Regions from separate parts of the Homo sapiens genome. Here region 1 is linked to region 2. Evidence: chromatin loops called from intact Hi-C (ENCODE). Cell type or tissue: endothelial cell of umbilical vein. All regions are shown on one strand.

Evidence for each region. Hi-C counts contacts between places; a loop is a spot of excess contacts. Peaks named below come from ENCODE experiments on the same cell type or tissue, not always from the same donor. Only the 100,000 strongest peaks of a DNase experiment are listed, where the experiment ranks them.
Region 1: a loop joins it to region 2, with 5 times the contacts of the local background. A loop is called at or near these places in 2 of 110 quality-filtered maps.

The regions. Positions count from the first base shown.
Region 1 is chr4:146,472,642-146,480,641 of GRCh38, reverse strand. All of the region lies in intron 4 of SLC10A7 (solute carrier family 10 member 7), which reads left to right. Among named protein-coding and RNA genes, the nearest start is that of SLC10A7, 45 kb to the left of the region's middle. In endothelial cell of umbilical vein, no CTCF peak of the experiment used is centred here; a DNase peak (open chromatin) is centred at 3,401; H3K27ac peaks cover 1,199 bases.
Region 2 is chr4:146,403,734-146,411,733 of GRCh38, reverse strand. All of the region lies in intron 5 of SLC10A7 (solute carrier family 10 member 7), which reads left to right. MIR7849 (microRNA 7849) reads right to left here and starts at 3,151; the gene lies at 3,046-3,151. In endothelial cell of umbilical vein, no CTCF peak of the experiment used is centred here; a DNase peak (open chromatin) is centred at 3,833; H3K27ac peaks cover 2,928 bases.

The sequences.
Region 1 (8,000 bases), 69 kb before region 2:
AAATAAAAGTATTTTATATACTAAGGCTGGTATTATATACCAGCCTTCATTTTTTCTTCATCTTTCTGCTTACTGGAATGTTGATTTGATTAGAGCTTGAGGAGCATTCTTGGCTCATGAGATGCCTGCTAATGACAATGGAGCAGCAAGAATAGGACGTGGGGTCCTTTTGGCTATGGAGCTGCCATGCCAGCCCTGGATTGCCTACCTTGGGACATCTTTTACACGAAAGAGAAATGAGCATCTCTTTGTATAATCTACTGTTATTTGGGGGTAATTTTTTAAATACAGCAAACTGAAGCACAATTTATATAAAATATATAAGGTTATAATTTTCAAATAGTAGAATATAATAAAGGACATTTAACATTGGAACTACACTGAATATAATTTAAAATAATGTGATATCTAGTAGGTATTGAATTACTGAAGAGCTGAATTACTTTTTGAGTCTAATATAACTTAATAGTTATATTAATAACAACAATGTGGTATTATAAAAAATCTAGTTGTTTTGAATTTTCTAACCTTTGGATTCTTTTAGAAATACACATTAATATTAAGAATAGTTTTGTTATTTAGCTGCAGTATGCCTTATACTATGTACAAAAGTCAGACATCTAGGGGAATTTTTGAAAACATTCTTTCTGGAATCTATTTTGTTAAAATATTCCGAGACAGATATTCTGCTTTTTTTGTTTGTTTTTTGAATGTTGAATGTTTTTTGAATGTTGAATGTATACATTAACATGTGGTATAATGCTTCTCATAAACTTTGTGCATCTTTGGTCAAAGGGCAACAGTCTAAACAAAAGATATTGGAATTTTTATTGTCTTTGGGTTTTTATATCATTTTTCTAACAATTTTTTTGAATTGTGGTAAAATAATTTTTAAGTATACAGTTCAGTGGCATCAAGTATATTCATATTGTTGTGTAACCACCATCATCCATCTCTGTAACTTTTTCATCTTCCTAAGCTGAAACTGTATACCCATTCATTAAACAACTGGTCTCCATACTCCCTTCCCCCACCCTCTGGCAACTACCAGTCTACTTTTTGTCTCTATGAATTTGACTATTCTAGAAACCTCATATAAATAGAATCATACAATATTGTCCCATTATAACTGGCTTATTCCATTGTAACACAATTCTTTTGTATTTACTTGGGAAATTAATCATAAATGAATTATGATTACCTAAGATTATCTTTTTTATATTTATCTTCTGAACATTTTCATCTGTTTTAATTATAATGGATATGAACAGAGTAGGTAGTGTTATGATAAAGTAGGGTATTAGAATTGCTAACCTACGAAATATAGTACAAAGCTGAAGTCACAATATAGCTATATGCTTTGATTATTACGAAGATAATTGAAACCTAAAATGCCCAATTTCTCTTAATAATAGATCAGAGATGAGTGCGTTGGGTATTTTGGCAATCTGGTGAGTTTTCTATCATCCTGTAAAACAATATAAATATCATATTGCAGGGTAACATTTGATTTTATACATTATCCAAATCTGTAATTATATGTTAGAAACAGGTAAAATGTGATATTTTAGGATAAAATATCAAAGTTCACAAATTAAGCTGTTTTCCACTTGGCTTATATTCTATTTGTATAACAAATGGCAATTTTTTTCTTATTCAAACCATGTAGATTTTTGAGATTGAACATTAATGCCTAAAATGATACTTAGATGTTGATGATTATTTTTGTTTTCTTGGGAAAAATGTTGGTGATATTGTGACTATGAATATAACACTTTGTCCTTGACATCAGTGTTTTATTTTTATTTCTAAAGCTCATATCATTTCTTCTTGCTCTTTCTCGGTTTCCTCAGAGGCACTTTACAGAAGCCCACTTTAATAAAACCTTTTTAGTAGATTAGTAGCTATGAATCTTTCAAAAATCCCAGCTAGAAGAAATAGGATAGGGATTTGGCATAATGGGAAGCATGCAACTGTATTTACAAATCTTAGACATTGTCCCACAATTTTGGTGTAACCCTTCAGCTGACAATTAAAATCTTTGTTTTATCAGTCATCACCCAACCCCAACAGATGGGTGAGGAATTAATCTGATTTGTATTTTTCCCCACAACTTTCTGCTACATATTGTAATATTCTATGATTAACATTCAGTGAATTCTTAAAGATGATTGATGGGCCTTAAAGGTATAATATGTACATCCTATTTAAATTTTGCCACAGTAAAACCACAGAACAGAAGAGCTCCTAAGACCCCTGTAGAAATTTGAAAACAATTTTGATACTCTCGTCCACTCAAAAAGAAATCTGCTAATACTGTAATGTTTTTTCCCTTGCCAGGACCCTCCTTGCCTGGTGTCATTTCTTGAGCTCTCCTGGGAGGAGATTAGTCTAAAACAACAAAGTAGCCAGATGTCTGGTTCTGAGAGAGTCCCAGAGGCCAGGCTATGGTAGGCAACAGAAACCGCGTGGGGCTGAAGATCAAAGATACCTGAGAATTACTTATGGGCACATAGTATGTGTCATTCCCATTATTAACAGTCTGAGAAAATTTGTTTCTCTAATTAACCCTTTTGTTGGAATAACCTTAAATTTTAGTGAGTATATTTCTGTTTTGATATGTTTTCTTTTGTGCAGTATTAAGTGCACACACCAAAAAAGAGAAATGAAAAGGTACTCTCGTGCTTGATTGAAATCTCTAAGCCATTATTCTTCTCCCAAATAGATACGCTATCAAGTGTGTTATCATTTATCATGAAATGAATGGGCATTATGGTTCTAAGTTAAAATTATACATCAATAGTTAGGAACTACATGGTTTGTATGTACAAAAAGCTATTCTTAAATTCCTAATCTTTTTTAAGCACAAGTATTTCAACTTTTATCTGTTTTAGAGTGGTGATTTTTAGATCACAGCTTCCTGTTCCTAAAATGAATTCAGAATAAATCCCAGTGGTGGGAAATCTGTATCTTATTAATAGTTGACCTCTTTCTTTTCACATTGGTATTACTAATGAAATGCTAATTAAAAATTCTTGTTATCCTTTACCTGTTTGCTTTTATGATATAATCTTGCATTACTTAGACATGTACAAAATTGGAAAATACAAATGCATTTGCTATTTTAGGTTATTCTTAATTCTAGAGCCCCTAAAAACTTTCAGCTGAATTTATGCAAGGGATGAGTAAAACTCTAATTATAACTTTTGAGTTTTTAGCCTCTAGATGAGAGTATCAGAAAAGAAAACAAAAGATTTTGGTTGACTTTGCTACTTGTTTTTGTTTCTGTTTAACATTATCATGTAACAACAAAAGTGTGTAAAAGCCTTATTCTTGCTTTTCCTGAGATGTAATCATAAACCATTGTTATCAAGAGCATGATTAGTCAGCTTTAGAGCTTTTAAGCGCTACAACGCATTCTTTAGCATCTAGTAATATAAACTTGGCATAAAAGCTGTAAAAATGTCTTTAAATCTAATTGGAGATATGTGTTAGCAATTTAGTGCAGAGATTTCATATTCTTTGTGTAGTGGTCAAGGCTTCTTTTAATTCCTTGAGGAAAATGAAGCTCCTAGGAGCAGTTTATAAGGATTAATTGATTTATATCTTTGTTTCTAGATTTAAGTATTGAAGCAAGAATAAAACTGGCTTATTGTACAAAGAACTGGAGAAACAACTGTATTTTTTTTTTTTCAGAGCAGAATTTGTTGTTACTTCAGTGACAAAGGGTGATCTGTGTTTTTCACTCTTTACACCTGTGTTTCTGCTACTGGCTTCCCCCACTGTGAACAACACCATTTGCTATCACTAAACCAGTCTAGTTAACTGTCTTCCTGTTTTGAATGTAAGTTGAGTCAGTGATGGTCACTTTACCATAAATATTCCTAAGCCCTAAGTAATGGATTACTTTAAGCAAGTAATATTAGAGAAAACCATAATTCCATCAATTCCTTGAAGTTTTTTAATAGTAAGATTTGATCTGAGGCAATGCAAGTCATAGTTCTAGAACTAAAGTCCAAAAGAAAGGAGATCCAGCATCCCACTAGACTGTGGCTCAGGGTGCTGTTTACGTTTCTCCTCTTCAGGTAACTCCACATGTGCCTCCCCTTTACCGTTCACCCCAAGACACATGCACATGCACACACACACCAACACACACACAATTTAAACGGGCATTTGCTAAAGAGAAGACTGAAAGGTAACGCCTCGTTTTGTCTTTCAGAAGTTGTCAATACTGCTGACCACTTACTTCTTAATGTATTTATTTTGCATTGGCCATTGGTGCCCTGCCTCTCGCCTCCGCCTTATTTACCTCATGGGCCATTACTGCACCTATCATCTCTTTGTGCAGCGTATCTTCCACAACACTCTACAGAGAAGTGTTTAATTGTGCTTTAAAAAATAGGTATTATCAAATTTAAGGAGGTGAAGAGTGTTAGTTTTCTGGTTGCTACTCTTTACTTACTCTACCTTCCTCATTCATAGATTTCTTTTTACATTGCCTCCTCCTCTACCTTCTCATGTTTTATTTAGTTTTCTTCATCTTTTAGGTGTTAATTCTGTTTCTTCATCCTATCTCCTATCTGTAGCTTTTCAGGAAGCGTTCTGATTTGAAATAAGAGGTAAACTGTAAAGGCAGGCAATTCAGATCTCTTTCTAAAAACACCTTTAGCAGCTTAATGCATAATGATTTAGTACTTGCATGGGTGTTGAGGTAGTCATCTGTAAACTTTTTATGATAAAATATGTGCTTGCAATATAAATTCAGTTGGCTTTGTTAGAATGTGAAGATTTAATATGCGGTTTAATTTCTCTTAATTTTAAAAGCTTCAAGGTTGTGTATACAGTCTTAAAATCTTTTTAGTTCGTGATGGATTGAAAGGTTTTTTGAGGTATTTATTTTTTTTACTTGTTTGATCAATTTCTGTAGTTTTCATTTAAAGTTATATTTATCTTCACCTGAGGTTTGGAGTAATAGCTTTGAAACATCTGTTACTGTTTAGAATGGTGGTCTTTGACGCTTAAGTTGTCCAAGAGGCTGAGGTTGCAAAGTGATAGTATTAGATCTTGGCAAATGGGAGTGTCCTTTCTCCAGTGCGTAGCATGTTGCTCAAGAAGGGCAATCGTGGAAGGCAAGGATGTTTGGGGAACAAAAATGATCAGTTCATGAATCCTTGTGACTTCTAACTCTGTTGCTAAAATAAAGATCAACATTTTAAAAAGCTATAATAGAAAATTAAGTATTGCCATTGATTAATATGAGTGGTTGACAGGAAACGTTTTAAGTGGATTATTTTTCTTTTTTTCAAGTAAGATTTACATGATTAAATACAAAATGAAACTACAGCTGATAGATAATCAGATACCTAAGAATAATGTTTGGGAAGCTGGGTTTCCTGAAGATATGAGGCTCAGTTATTTTAGCCTGGGGATTTTGCCTGGGGAAAAATGTATGTGCCTCTACAGCTGAAGGGCTATTCAGGAAGAAACAAAGTAAAATGGCATCTATTTTAACGTGTAATTTCGATATCTCATACTTAATCTTATCCTTGGCAGAAATGTCAAAAAATACTAGCTGCAAACCATCTCTGAAGCCATAGCTATACCACCAGATTGAACTGGGTAGATAAAGTTCTTAGGAATCAAATGGTTTTCATTGGAAAAGGAAGGTCCTTTCTAGGTAATTCTCTGGAGGGAAGGGAATGCTCTGGTACTATCAAAATGAAGATGTGGCTTATTTCAAATATAGGAATGTGCAGCCTATAGAAACAGCTGTTGGGGGTTGGGAGGCACATTTTAAAATTAGTATATCACACGTAAACATAAATATGTTTCTTTCACATGATTTTCTATTTGTATTTACTCTCACTTAAATTTTTAAATAACACTTTCTTCATTTATCTTTACTTTTGTAAATTTTATAAGTTTTATAAATTTTAAGCTTATCCAAAGTTGAATTGCTAATGCTGGAAATCATACTATAATTCTGTCCTTATTGCCTTCTTTACCACCCTTTAGAGACCAAATTATTCTAGCTGCATAAGTTGCTATTTAAGATAAAATCAAGTTCTTAGTGATGGCATAACTAGATTTCTATTTCATATACATGCTTTTCTTTTGTTTACCCTAGAGTGGAAATGTACCTCTTTAAGGAATTTAAAAAGTGGTAAAGTCTGGCCACTATTTATCCTGTCACCACATGGCTGCTGTTGATTGTTTGTTAATCAAAAGTCAAGTTTCTATACTTAATGACTTGGAAGATGCATTACATTTTGTCAAAATGTAAGAATTCTTGAAGAATAAAGAGTCCCTGGAATCCCCAAAAGATCAAGAAGGGATGTGTATAATTTTGTTGTTTAACACATATGTAAGCATTAATATTTAAAATGGAGTTTAGTATTTTGTATTTATACTTTCATCAACAATATATTGTTGTGTATTGTTTAGAGACTATTAAATAGCTCAGGATTTACTTATGGAAGGAAAAATTCTTCTAGTTTTTTTTTTTTCTCTTTTATTTGACTTTTCCTCAGGTTGTTTAGTAAAGAACAACTTTCTTCAACATAAGGAGGATATTTACTTTATATAAAACCCTCTCTGGCATGTATGGGAGTAATCCAAAGAACTGAGAAGTTGCAGAATGGTCAAGCTCACCTCTTTAATGTGTTGCAAAAACTGTTAAGGTAACAGAGATAACTGTGCCAGTGAAAATCAGTGCCATAGCCCTTGATACTTAATTTTGGTTAATTATTAGAATGTATATAAAGTATATCAGGTTGGTTGCTATAAATAATAGTGTTGATTCCCTAACATTTAAAATTCAAAGAAATGTTAGGAAAATGTACTTTTGTTTGACTGCAGGATCCATTTTTTTATTAAAATACCAGTAAAAAAAATGTAAGATTTCTAGAAACTCATTTTTTTTTAAAATACTTGATTAGTAGAAAATGTTTCCCTAGCCAAATTGGTAGTCTCATGCTCTTTTAAATAGCATTATTTAGAATACTTCTAAAAGCACTTTTTCCTGTTAAATTAAATGTCAAATTATACCCCTTCTTTGCAACCTTTTTAAGGGGAAATTTCAAGGAATGAGACTATATTTAATTCACTGAAATGAATTATGATTTCAAACATCTGTTAAGGTGTTTTAAAGATGATCTTATGTAACGTGGTAAATAGAAATTTTCAGTGGAATATACCCTTCAGCTTTTCCTTACTTGATATATATTGTAGCTTGGAAAGAAAATCACACACAGATAAAACATTCTAGGAACTAAGCAGCATTAAAATAAAACATATATGTCATACATGCAAACAGTAAAAAGCATGTCAGTGGGTCAGCCTTTTTTAAAAAAAACTGTTTTCAATAATCATTTGAGATTAAACAAAATAATTTTGACATGTCTTTTTTGATTATACCGTCAGCCGGTTGTAGTAATCTGTCCACAACTTTTCTTATTGGAATCAGCATGCACAAAGGTTTCTGCTTTATGGGAACCTTAGGATGTGCTTGGATTAGAATTAAAAACTACATTTAAAAGAGACATTAGTATAGGAGTACCCTCACTTTTATCCCCATGAGGAAATAGTGATAACTGCCTTTCAGATCTTCCTTACACTTCTAGTCCTCTATATTGATTGAGGAATCTTTAGACAACCGGTGACCAAGTGGTTTGCTTTTTACCAACTTGGGCTTTTATATTTGAAATTCACATTTCAGTCTCATTCCTACCTACTGCTGCAGAATGGCCTTTAGACAACTAGACTTTAAAAAGTTAAAAGGCAATAAGTCAATCCTCTGGAAACGATGCAGAAATGTAGATTCAAATCATAAATAAGGAAATGCATTGGGTACATTAAACAGACATAGAAAAATGGATTTCTGTCTTTTGTAGTAAAGTAATTGGGCACCACTGCTTGGCAGGAGCTGGTGCTGTTGAGCTAGCTCTAGCTGCCACAGGTTGATAGGCAGGTGATAAGGCAGCTTCCACCAGGGTCTG
Region 2 (8,000 bases):
TCTTCTTCACTTTTAATATAATGAAAACACTAAAGACGAATGTGAAAGTAGCTATTTAATCATCATTGCTATCACCCTCACCATGAATTATTTTTCAAGTGCCTATATGTACATTACTCTCCTTCAAACATTAGTATTAATTGTATACATTAGTAACACTAATACTACATTAATACTAATTGTAAACATTAGTATTAATTAGCATACACCTCCTTCAAACATTAGTATTAATTGTATGGGTTAGAAGAGTTTAAAAAATAAGCCATTCCTTCTGTCTTATAATTCAAAAGTCCTGAGTATTTTATTTAAAGACAAAACAGATATTTAAAAATATTTAATATGGAATTTTAAAGCAGAGTCTTATTTTAAGGGAAATGTCACAATTCCTGGAATTATTTCTTGTCTTATTTGGCTCATTTTGTTTTTCCATCTCATAGTCTGGCTGACTTTGCTATAGGGCACCACGGTGGTCTGTAGAGGTTGACATGAGTATAAAAATACCTGCTTTTGGGAAACTCAGATGACTTCAAGACACTTAAGGAAGTTTGACACATATTTAAAAGGAAAACAGAAGCAATCCTCATTTTAAAGGTGAAGAAGGCCGGGCAAGGTGGCTTACACCTGTAATCCCAGTACTTTGGGAGTCCAGAGCAGGTGAATCATCTGAGTCAGGAGTTCGAAACCAGCCTGGCCAAAATGGTGAAACCCCATCTTTACTAAAAAAAACAGTACAAAAATTAGCCAGGCGTGGTGGCTCATGTAATTCCAATTACTCGGGAGGTTGAGGCAGGAGAATTGCTTGAACTGGAGAGGCGGAGGTTGCAGTGAGCCGAGATCATGCCATTGCACTCCAGCCTGGGTGACAGAGCAAGACTCTGTCTCAAAATAAATACATAAATAAAGGTGAAGAAACTATGAACAAGATATGCCTTAAAAGATCTTTTAAAACAATCTTCATTAAGATTCAAGGTTATGGAACTACTGAAATTTTGACTCAATGTACAAGTGTGTAGGTTTAAAATATTTTTCTTTTGGCTCTTAGGACAAAGGGCTTCAGAATCCAACAGGCTTGGATTGTAATCCATGCTTGGATGAATGCTAGTTTATCCATCCTTGATAAACTAGGTAACTTTGGACAACTTATTAGCCTTGATCCAAATTTCTCTAAATGTAAAATGAGGATAATAATAATACCTATTCTTAGGGATCTTTGTGATATTAAATTTAAAACAGTCGGCCTGGCTCATTGTAGGAAGTCTATGTGTGTCTACTTTCCTTTTTATTAGAGCAGTAGCTTTCCTTGCCTAAAATCCTGCCTGTGCTATATTCTCATTTTAATTTAATAGGACCATTTTAAAAGCTGTAGAGCTGCATTTGAGTGTTGATATAGACTTTTTGTCAGTTTTAGTTGGCTTTGTAGTTTGAGATTTGGGGAAGAGTTTTGAGATATATTGTCTTTAATTGGCAGACTGATATAGGGAGGAAATTATTAGATTTGGGATCAGAATATCTTAGTTTATTTCCTGACTATTAATACTAATGTTAGAACTGTAGACAAATCATCTAACTTATTAGGCCTCTATGTTCTCATCTATATAGTGGAGAAAAATAATACTACCTTACCTTTCTAACCTTGTTGGATTACTGTGAGAATCAGATGATATAATGTGTGAGAGATACTTTGTGATTATTAAATGTCCTTAAAAACTAAGTAAACTATTAACATCTGCAATTTATCATTATTGAATATATCATGTGTGTCTCCTTCCCATTGGAAGGTACAATTATGCTATGAAATGTTAAGATTAATTGCTTATTTCCACAGCAAAGGATATCACTTTTTGTGATCACTTACTAGTAAATTAAGCCAAATAATTTGCTAACTCAGTTATGAAATTGATCCCATTAAAAGTAAACACATAACTATCCAACACAGCATTAATTCTACCATATACATTTATAGCTTAAAAATTTATGTAATATATAGGACAACGGCTCTATTTCTCACGTTCTTGATTAGTTACCACAGCATGGCTTAACCCAGCATAAAATAACTCTTGGTTCTTATCAGTTCACAGATGTGCTATTCCCCGATTTTAAAATTAAGGTATAATTTACATAGAGTAAAATTCATCCTTTTTTAGTATACAGTTCTGTAAGTTTTGATAATTGTTTAATATATAATGACCACTATAATCAAGATGTAGAACATTCCATCACCCCCAAAGTTTCCCTGTGCCCTTTTGTAGGCAATGCCTCTATCCCCCTCCCTCCCAGCCCTTGGCAACCACTGATCTGTTTTTTTATCCCTTTAGTTTTGCCTTTTCCAGAACACCCTATACATTGAATCATACAATATGTACTTTTTTGAGTTTGACAGTGTGGCTTTTTTTTTTTTTGATGTGCCATATTCAATAGCATTTTTTTTCTATTTGGAAGCAAAAGTGTTATTGCACTTACTTTTTAGAAGAGATTTCCAAAGTTGCATTTTTTTTGGAGTGTGCTTTTTATTTACTGAGAAACACTGGTTGATGTTTTTGACTTCTATGTTTATAGATAGCTTGAGAGTACCTAAGTATTCCCAAGCCTTTGCCTATACATACCCATTAAAAAATTTCTCCTTCTATGTTTCCTATATATTGCAAACAAAGTTAAATTACCTTTCAGAATATCTGAAATATATTTGTTCCCCCATTTTCGGTTCAGAGTTTTTGTTTTTTAATAACTATAACCCTTGAATGTGTGAATTTACTATGCCTCTTGGAATTTCCACTTAGCTGCTGGATTAACAACCAGTACTGCCATAATATGTTGAAATTTCTAGGAGGCTGAAATTCTGAGCCATGAAGAATGCAATAGAAATGATTAACATTAAAGCTGATGTCACCCCACTAAGGCTTAAAGTGGTATAGATATTAATAGATAATAAAGCATTAGATAATCTGAGAACAAGAGGGTTGATATTCCTACAAAGCTGAGAATTAAAGGATGCTTCAGAGAAAAAAAATTGACTTAAAATATTCCCTCCATTAGTGTCCACCAGTCAACTTTATATTGTTGAACATCAGGCCCAAGATCAACAATTGTCTACTTCCCATTTTCGAAGTAGTCAGTTGTTGGCCTTGAGTCTGATGTTCAACAATATAAAGTCTCAAGCTCTTTCCATCTCTCTGCTCCATTATTCTTAGCTGTTGGTATTTTTTTTGTTTTGTTTTGTTTTGTTTTGTTTTTTGAGACACAGTCTTGCTCTGTCACTCCAGGGTTCAAGCAGTTCTTGTGTCTCACCCTCCCAAGTAGCCGGGACTATAGGTGTGCACCACCACGCCCAGCTAATTTTTTGTATTTTAGTAGAGACAGAGTTTCACCATGTTGCCCCCAGGGTGGTCTCAAACTCCTGAGCTCAGGCAATCTGCCTGCCTCATCCTCCCAAAATGCTAAGATCATAGCTGTGAGCCACCGTGCCTGGCTAGCTGTTGGTCTTTTATCCTCATGCTTTGTTACTTCATGGTAGTGAGATGGCTGTTGAGGTTTTAGGCATTGTATTTTTGTTCGAGGTAGGAAGAAAGGGAAAAGGCACCGCTGATATGCTATCCTGTTATTTCTGTCCTTTTATATGTTAGAACAAGCATTTCCAGGAGGCTCTCAGCTGACTTTCCCTAATGTTGCATTGGCCAGAACTGGATTACTGCTAGCTGTAAGGAGAGGAGAGAAATTGAGTATCTATCCAAGGGAACAGAATTTGGCTTAGAAACGTGCTTCCTGACTGACGTTTTTCCCTTTATGGCACGTGTAGGAAATGATAACATTTGTTGTACATCCTGAGGGTGAACAGAATGCTTCTGCTAATCTAGGCCCAGTCCTTCTGCCCTGAGAGTTAAGGGGAATCAATATCTCGGCTATCTGTCATGTATTTGAGGCACATATTACTTGGAAATGTGACTGGTTTAGACTAACTAGACTAACAGTGAGTCATATCCTAGATTGGGCATATTGTTGTCCCAAAGAAAACAGGGTTCTGTTAACATATAAGAGGGTGGGAATGGCTATAAAGTAGGCAGTTAATAGTCTGGCACAGTAGCTGTTTGTTTAAAGATTATCTTCAATTTTAGAATATGCTGTATCTGGATTTGAATAAATACGTATTTGTTACTCTCAGAAGTCACCTTTTCCCCCTTTAATAATGAAACTTCTGGAATGTGGGGGAAATGGTTGTTCAGTGTATATAAAGTTTTAATTATCTGCTAAAGTTCTAGAAATCTTTTGTACAACATAATGCCTATGCTTGATAATACAGTATTGTGTACTTCAGAATTTGTAAAGAGCGTAGATCTCATGTTACATGTTCTTATTACAAAGAGCAACAATGGGATACAAGGAAACACTGAGAAATATTGCATGTGTCCGTTAACTTGATTGTGGTGATGGTATCATGGGTGTTTTCAATGTTCAAACTCATAAAATTGTACACATTAAATATATGCAGTTATTTGTATATCAATTATACCTCAATAAAACTGCTTAAATATTGTGAAAGAGGATTAGAGTTGGAAAGTTGACTTTTCTCAGGTATACTTTCAGCCTCACTTGCCATAGCTTGACTTCTATGTACAATGAGATATCCTGGGACTCTGAAAAGATAAAGTGAGGGGTAGGAAAGATCCCATCACTAAAATAAGTCAGGTTTATATATGAGAGACCAGAATCACACAGTAAACACTTTTTTGTTGTTGTTGTTGTTTGTTTTGTTTTTTCAGATGTAGTCTCACTCTGTTGCCCAGGCTGGAGTGCAGTGGTGTGATCTCAGCTCACTGCAACCTCCACCTCCCTGATTCAAGTGATTCTCCTGCCTCAGCCTCCCAAGTAGCTGGGATTACAGGCACCCACCACCACGCCCAGCTAATTTTTGTATTTTTAGTAGAGATGGGGTTTCACCATGTTGGCCAGCCCGGTCTCAAACTCCTGACCTTAGGTGATCCTCCCGCCTCTGCCTCCTAAAGTGCTGGGATCACAGAAGTGAGCCACTGCGCCTGGCCACGCACAATAAACTCTTAAGGAAGGATCCTAGGAACTAGGCATTGAGCAGATGGCTGGTGGTTGGCTTCTTATATGTCAAATTGGCAAGAATGTTCTGGCAAATCCTTAGGTCTCCAATATAATTAAACAGCACGCTCCATTTGAGTTGTTCATAGCAGAGTGTGGAGATCAGCTTTCAGGACATGGCAAGGCTTTCCCATGCAAAGTACCAATGAAGAGCTTATAGATGAGGACATGGAACTGTCAGTCTAATATGGTCCAAAATAAATAGATGGAGTGCCTAAGCTAAAGCAGGAGATTGGTTTATATATTAGGTATTCAGCGATAGGCTTAAAAGCAAAATTTTAAAAAACACAGAAATATAACCAAAATTGCTCTAGAGCCAAGAGTTCCTTAGCCTAGGGACCTGAGATCCCAATAATTTATAGAAACTTACATTGAAAATTCTATAAAATTCTATAATTGTATATGGATTTTCTTGGTTTTTTAATTTTGTTTGTTTTGTTTTAGAAAGAAAGGCTGTAGCTTTTATTTAATTTTCAATGATTAAGAACTGAGAATCTACTGAATGCTTAACTAACCCAGACTGGAAGTAGTTTTCCAGATCTTATAAGTTACTTTAAGAGAAGTACAGCTCCCAATTGTTCTATGATCTGATATAATCTATTTAAACAGTAATCTCTCTTTGCTATGCAAATGCTTTACAGTACTTGTCAAAAATGGCTTTATGGAAAAGATATCCTTTTTTCTCCAAAATACCTGCTAGTCTTGGATCCACAAATTCAGTTTTTCTCTTGAAGAATATAAAATACATTCTATGGGATGAGCAAAATTAGGCATCATCTTGTAAGTGGTATTGCAAGGGAGCCAAAAAAAAAAAACTCTTCCTTCTGCCTCCAAGATTATATAGCATTAAGAGTTAGTTAAAATAATTAAATGCTTAATTATTTGCTAGGCCTTCCAGAATTTGAATATCCAAGGTATTTGTACATCTACCCAGTTAGACTTTTAATCATAACAAAATTTTATATATGGTAGACAGGCAGATAGATAGATAAAAAAGAATGAGTTTTTCTCAATTATAAAACAATTCTCAGTTCTTCATTGCCTTCATAGTTACTCCTGTCCTTTAGATGTGTGTGTTTAAATAATTTTTTCTTCATGGATGAAGCTGACAGCATTTTCCAAATTGATTTTCTATCTGTAATATTCTAACTGTATTTCAAACCTCATTAAAGCCCTTTTCATCATTTCTCTGACTTCATTAGTTATGGCAGCATCTCAAAATCTGGTTTTCTCAGTAAATTTCATTATTGTGGTGCCAATTTATTATAAAATGATCAGAGAAGTAGGAGGGAGTGAGGAGGAATTGACATATAAGGACAAAGTGAAAGATTAGGACTCTTTGGCCTAGAAAGTAAAAATCTATCAAATCATGAATGGTATGGATAAGATGAATATGGACCAAGATGGTAGATCTGGAAAATAGAAAGTTGAAGGGGCATTCTGGAAACTTTCTTAAAATATAAGTAAAGCCACTAAACAGAGGCAAAAAACTGATTTTAAAAGGCTTTGGGTGAATTTATTTCATAACCAGTGAAAGACTAAACTATAGTAAATCTTCCTGTAAACTGAGCAGATCCTAATTGATTTTAAGTATTATTCTGATAAACATGATTTCTTGTTTTTTATCATGTTCTCCAGGTCACTCGTTAGTAACAGAATTTTGCACTGGTTAGGCGAGATGGGACCTGACCTAGAAAGATAATTCCTATGCTCTTTTCACATGAAATGTACAAACAAAACTGTCAATAACAAAAACCACTGCAATGTATATCAGTAAAGACTTCATCTTTAGTTTATTTTTACAGTGAAATATCAGGGAAGTGCTTTTATATCCAAAGTTCACGTAACAAAGACGCAACACATAAGCCAGGTGCGGTGGCTCACACCTGTAACCCCAGCACTTTGGGAGGCCAAGGCAGGAGGATTGCTTGAGGCCAGGAGTTCAAGACCAGCCTGAGTAACATAGCAGGGCCTGTCTCTACCAAAAGTAAAGAATTTTTTTAAAAAGAAGCAATATATAGGTGAGGATGTTTTTATCTTTAATATATAAACAACTTTTACAGATCAAATAGAAACATATATACCCATAGAAAAATGAACAAAGATCTTAAACCAGTCACACACACACACACACACACACACACACACACACACACATAAATGAGCAGCAAACCTATGAAAAGATGTACAACTGTACCAGTAATCATATCAGTGCAAATAAAAATATTTTCCATCTATAAAATTAGCAAAGTTCAACAAGAGTCACAAGACCTGTTGTTGGCAAGAATGGAAAGACATACAGATTCATACTGTTGGTCAAGCATGGTGGCTCAGGCCTGTAATCTCAGCACTTTGGGCGGCCGAGGCAATTGGATTGCTGGAGTCCAGGAGTTTGAGACCAGCCTAGGAAACCCAGGGAGACCCCGTCTTTACAAAAAAATTAAAAACAAAATTAGCCAGGTATAGTGGTGCTCTCGTCACCCCAGTTAGTCAGGAGGCTGAGGTGGGAGGATCACTTGAGCCCGGGTGGTGGAGGCATGCCACTGCACTCTAGCCTGGGAGACATAGCAAGATCATGTCTTAAAACAAAAACAAAAACAAAAGCACACTGTTGGTAGGTGTGTGAATAGGGATAGTCTTTCTATTTGGTAATTTAGCAATATGGATAAAAATTGAAAACATTTAGAATAACAATAGCAATAATAGTAACATCTATCAAAGCCATCATGGACTTGGTACTCTGCTGCACACTTTGCATGTACTGTATTCTTTCCTCACAATAGCTATTCTTACTCCTATATTAGAATTGTGAAAACTAGGACTCAAAGAGTTTGGATTTTCTTCCCCCTTAATAGCTATAATAACAGCTATTAAGTGGCAAAGTCAAGATTTAAACTTAA